2 separate regions of the Homo sapiens genome follow, and region 2 is linked to region 1. Evidence: chromatin contacts called from ENCODE Hi-C or POLR2A ChIA-PET data. All regions are on one chromosome and are shown on one strand. The core of a region is the stretch at or near the end of the contact, and the rest is flanking DNA. Distances in the headings are between cores, read along the strand shown.

Evidence for each region. A loop is a pair of places that touch in the nucleus more often than their neighbours do. ChIA-PET counts read pairs that join two places held with the same protein, here RNA polymerase II (POLR2A). Pooled maps may share reads with other maps.
Region 2: a loop to region 1 is called in a pooled map, with 2.3 times the contacts of the local background. The contact joins the promoter of ZNF280B here to the enhancer-like site in region 1. A Hi-C loop is called at or near these places in 2 of 50 pooled maps. POLR2A ChIA-PET finds 5 or more read pairs at or near these places in 3 of 52 experiments (K562, OCI-LY7 and Panc1).

What each region holds. Positions count from the first base shown.
Region 1 is chr22:22,603,051-22,605,839 of GRCh38, forward strand. It overlaps IGL and the pseudogene IGLV3-31. Among named protein-coding and RNA genes, the nearest start is that of GGTLC2, 40 kb to the right of the region's middle. Within about 2 kb of position 1,408, at least 3 of the 41 ENCODE cell types and tissues checked have a DNase peak (open chromatin) inside an H3K27ac peak, as active enhancers do; they include OCI-LY7, where a contact is called at or near this core.
Region 2 is chr22:22,507,465-22,510,372 of GRCh38, forward strand. ZNF280B (zinc finger protein 280B) reads right to left here and starts at 1,278. Exons shown (of 4, transcript NM_080764.4): 1 at 1,195-1,278; 2 at 346-406. It also overlaps IGL.

The DNA of each region.
Region 1 (2,789 bases), core at 158-2,657:
CTGTTTTTGCCTATCCCACAAGCACTGATCACTTTTATGAAGGTACATTCTCCAAGGGTCGTCTTAGCATGTCAGGACCCACAAGCAAAGGTGTTACAAGTGACCTGCACGAGTGGCCAGCAGGACACCTGGAGGAGCCCAGTGAGATGAGGAGTGGATGCGCATCAGGTGGGAAGGCATGGAGAAGCTGTGTGCCACACACTCACCAAGGACAGGAGCGGGCGTATTTGTGGCCTGTGGCCTAATCTTAGGTCAGTTACCTCTTTAGACTAAATCCCAAGGAGTCAGCACATGGAGGTTTCGGTCCGTGCACATGGCACCTACAGGGCTTCACATGACGTTGCTAATTACAATGCAGCGGCACTTACAAAGGAATTAGTTTCATCACATCCTCAGCAGAACTAGGTCTAAAAACCAATATATATGTATAGGATATCAGGTGAGAAATACTTTCTTGCCAATCATGTGTATTAACGTTAAAGTGGTTCAGTATCTAGTGTGACAGTTGTTCAGGCTTAGTGGCCTTGACCACGTCAAAAATGGAATCCTGATCCTAACTTGTCTAGAGATTAGCCTGGCACAAGGAGCATGACCAGGCATCTGGATGTCCCCAGTGTCACTGCAGACACATGCTCCTTTTTCATCTGCCAGAGGGAGCATTAGGATGTCCTCACCTCTGTCCCCAGAACTCAGGAAGGGCAGTACACCTGACTAAAGAGTAGAGGGTTGTGAAAAGAGGGACCTAGGGCACTGGATAAGCAGGAGGAGAAGGAGCACTGGGTGGGAGGTAGAGAAAGGAGGGGGCTGAATGGTTAGGCTCTGAGGTGTGTCTCCTGGATGGAGTCTTGGATTCCACTCACTACCATCTGAGAACTTTGAGAAAACCGTGTAACCTCCTGATGTTGGGTCTCTTGTCAGTAGACATCAGTGCTTTCCTGATGTATAGGGTTACTGTAGAATTATAATGAATGCCTGGTTGAGGTGACATGTCTAATACACCCTCCAAAGCATCAGGCATATATTAAGTACTCATAAGCAGGCATTCTGTGTGAACTAGTCATACATGGAAGATGACATTCCCCGTGTGGGCACAGTAGGATGCTGTGGACTTTGGTTTGGGGACCCTAATAACTTCAAGTCCCCTGGTAGCACCCAAGTGTAAAAGGCAAAGGGCATGACTGGTGCTTCCTGTGAGGCCTCTTCTATTTGGTAAAATTCACTCTCCACTCATCGCACCCACCTGGCCTTTATTCTAAACTTGGAAAATTGCTAACATGAAGGTCTCAGCCTCAGGGCTCAGATAAGAACTCAGACACATCAATAGAGAGGATGGCTGAGGTGCTTGGCCGAGCTCAGTGAACACCCCAGAACAGGAACTGAGGAGTGTATGCATGTGTTGGGGGCAGCACTTTCTCACTCATCCAGAAAGTGTGAGGAATCTGTACAGAACTGGGGACAGGGCCCATTTTTATACCCTTCTATAAGCCCAGCCCTTGTCTGCTCACTAGGGAGCCATTCACCAAGGCCACAGGAGGGAAGGAAGTAGATTTGCATGAAGAGCATCCCCTTCCTATGTTAAGAGAGGCCTGGAGGCCCCTTCCCAGCTGTGGACTCAGAGGCAGAGCTCTGGGGCATCTCCACCATGGCCTGGACCCCTCCCCTGCTCACCCTCCTCACTCTCTGCACAGGTGCTGCCTCCTAGGGCTCAGCCCCCACAGGACCAAGAATCAGCCTGGCCCTGACATTCAGCTCAGCACAGGGAGTAATGCAGGGTGTGGGGCTCTGGAAATGAGACCCTTATCTTCAGACTCACCTCTTCTCTCTTCTCTTGCAGGCTCCGTGGTTTCCTCTGAGCTGAGTCAGGAGCCTGCAGTGTCTGTGGCCTTGGGATAGACAGCCAGGATCACCTGCCAGGGAGACAGCATAGAAGACTCCGTTGTAAACTGGTACAAGCAGAAGCCAAGCCAGGCCCCTGGGCTGGTCATCTAACTTAACAGTGTCCAGTCTTCAGGGATTCCTAAGAAATTCTCTGGCTCCAGCTCAGGGAACATGGCCACCCTGACCATCACTGGGATTCAGGTTGAAGACAAGGCTGACTATTACTGTCAGTCATGGGACAGCAGTCGTACTCATTCCGCGGTGACACAGGCAGAAGGGGAAGTGAGACAAAAACCTTTTCTCCATCTGTCACACTCTTTCTTCAGCTCCAGGAAAAAACTGTGGACAAATTCATGAGCAGGTCTTGCCCTGTTCACCCAGATATGAGACCTTGAGGCTGCCCTTCCCTCCAGGTCTCCAGGTAGGCTATGAAAAGGGTGAATCAGGAGTCAATACACACACAATTATTATAATTTTATTCTTGTTTGAAGAAGAAGTAGAGGAATAATTGAACATGTAAAGTGAAAACATGGAAAACCGAAAAAGAGGAATTATTGAACTTGTAAAGATGAAAACTACAATGTCTGAAATTTAGAAAATACACTGGGTGAGTTTGACAACAGAAAAAAGATTAGCTGCAAAAAAAAAGATTAGCTGCAAAAAAAAAGATTAGCAAATTGTATAATACAGCAGTAGAAATTGTCCAAGATGAAACACATATGGGAAAAATAATTATGGAAATTAATGATAGAAAGGAACAGAGTATCAGTGAGTTGTAGGACAACTTCAAACAGCCTAAAGTATGTGTAATTAGTGTTTGAAATAGAAATGGGTGGAGGAGAAATAGAAAAAAGTATTTGCATAAATAATGGCCAAATATTTTTCACCTTTGGTGAAAACCATAAACTGAA
Region 2 (2,908 bases), core at 28-2,527, 96 kb before region 1:
TGCATGCAGTTACCTCATGAAATACAGTCGCTGAGAAAGAGGGTAGGATAAAAGGAGTCAGCTTTATATAACTTAACATCCCTGATGCTCTTTTTTTTTTTTTCAAGAGATGTGGTAAAAGAATGCCACTACCACCCTCTCCTTTCTCAACAAAGCAATTTAGAGGGTTCCCGAATGACCTACATCAACAATTGGCCTGAACTAATCAAACACATCATTCAGATTCCCTCAGTAAAATATTGAATACCAAACAGCTATGTTTCAGCAAAGGAAAGGGCAGGGGAGCGAAACTGAAGGACGAAAATACAACTTTGGTCCTCATCAGGGAGACTTCTCTTTTCTTACCTCAGGTTTATTACAACGCAACTTTTAAGAACTTGAGCTATTCCAGGCAGAAGGTCACATCCTTGAGGTAACCAGAGAGAAGCATTAGTTACTTACATGTCACAAGAATATTTTCGATCCCACTGCCTGACATTGCCATTTAGGTGTTTATCAATCATCTCACACTTAACCAGATAAGTGAACTGAACTCCTTTCCCCCAGATCTGTTCCTCCAATCTACCCTACCTTAGCAAAGGAAAACGTCCCACCCGCCAACTGCCCAAATCAAAAGCCTGCAAATCACCCGAGGTCCTGGCTCTCACGGGAGGGACTCCATTAGGGTCCCAGGGGCTGCATTAAGAGTCCCGACAGCGACGCAGTAAATGAGACAAGACGCTGCGGTAGGGGAGAGAGACCCATACATTCAAATGCCTTAAGGGGTCTGGGCCTACAGGTCTCCAGAACTGGGGAGGGCCTGGGGTTACAAAGCAGTTTTCAGATTTTTAAATACATTGAGCGCCAAAAGAGACCCCGCGGGGGCGATGGGGGAGGGGAGCGCACTGGGAGCCAGGAAAGGCCCCTTCTCCAGGAGGCCCGGGCCCAGCCCGGGGGTGGGGGCGTCTGCGTGAGGGAGTGGAGGCTGATGTAAAAGTGGCGCCCGCTGAGATTAGGGAAGGGGGTGTGCGTGAGGGGATCGTGGGACCTGCTTCTGCCCTGCACTCCCCCACAGAAAGCGGCTGTATTGCAAAGGCCGCTCCGGCAGCGCACGGCCAAGCGCGGTGTCGCGACCCGCAGGGCTGCGGCTCGCCATGAAATCCCTCAAGTCTCCCCTCAGGGAACGCTGAAGCCGCGCCACGCCCCCGTCCTTACCAGTCCGGATCAGCTGCTGTTCGCGAGCTGCCGGCCACGCACCAGCCCCGGAGGCGCTCCCGGGGCACAGCCGGCGGCGACTACGCCTCCTCAGGCCCCCGGCGCCGCCGACGCGCACGCCTCCACACGCGCGCGTCCAGTGGAGACCTGCGATTGGCTGCCAGGTGCCGGCGCGAGATCGGCGCGGCTCCGAGCTAGGAGCATGCGCGCGCTCTGACGCCCCTGGTGGCGACGGCTGGACGCGGGGTTAAATTGAGAAGGAGGAGGGCAGCAGCAATACCCCTGAGGCCTTGAAAGGATCTTGGGTTCCGGATCACGGTTCCAGGCAGTCAGGGTTCCAGAGCTGAGGGGGTATCCAAGCAGTCAGGGTTCCAGAGCTGAGGAGCATCCAGGCAGTCAGGGTTCCAGAGCTGAGGGGCACCCAGGCAGTCAGGGTTCCAGAGCTGTCGCAGCCAGGGCTTGGGGTGGGGGGTAGGCTTCCAGTCCATCAGGGGATGGTTTGCCCACCAGAAGGCCAGCTGTTATAATTCTCAGGTGTGGTCCCTTTGTTGACTATCCATGCTTAAGGGATTGTGAGGAAACAACTGAACCTAACATCTGTCCTCTTCTAGTTACATCTGGGGCCAGTTGAATCCAGCCTGCCACCTGTTTTTGTACAGCTGGCAGCAAGCTAAGAACCGATTTCACGTTTTTTTAATGGCTAAAAAGAGAATATTTTGTGGCATGTGAAAATTATATGAAATTCAAAATTCAGTGTCCATAAATAAAGTTTTATTGGAACAACAAACATGCCCATTCCTTTCGGTATTATTTATGCCTGTTTTCCTGCTTCAACAGCAAAGTTGATTAATTGCCAGAGACCATGTATGAAAAGCTTAAAATATTTACTGTCTGGCCCTTTACAGAAAGTTTGCCCACTCAGTTTACTTGCAGCTTTGATTTTTTTTTTGAATTGACCAATTCTGCCAAAAGTCTATTTTAGCAATCTTTTTGGGGGGCGGGTAAATCGCTTTTGGTTTAATTAATCTATAATGTTATTTTCTTATCTATTTTATCTATTTCTTCCATTCTGTTATTTTCTTCCTTCGTGACTTCATAGGCTTGTTCTGTTACTTCTCATTACAACTTTTGGAGAAAAATGCCTACCTCGTTTGCTTGTAAACTTTTTTGTTTCTCTTGTATTTAATGCTATAAATTTACCTTTAAGTACCAGTTTAACTGTGTCTCACCAGTCCGCTTGGTAATATGTTCATTATCCTTCAATTAGATATGTCCTAATTTTGCTAGTTGTTAGAAATGCTTGTTCCCTGGTGCCGCAAAGAAATAGCACTTGAACATAAATTTAATTTTCTCAGCAAGGCCATTTTCACTTTCTGCAGAAAGGGTACACTCGCCAGCAGTTTTGCCACGAGAGTACCCCAAACAAAGGATACAGGGTTATTTATAACCTGACGCATCCACCCTACTGCTGTGTCCGGTTTCCATTGGCTGGAACAGGACCTCACATTCTGTGTTTGTCCCGATTGGCTAACAACTTAGAACTTTCTAAAAGAGGCAAAGGCAGAGGAGAACAAAGGAAGGAGGATGTAACTTGTAGAATGCTGAGAAAGGTAAAAACACCTCCAAATAGGAAGAGGAACAGGCTATGACCTAATGCTTGCTTGGACCAGTATAAGCATGCAAGGGCAAATATTTAGGCTAAATTGTGGGAGCT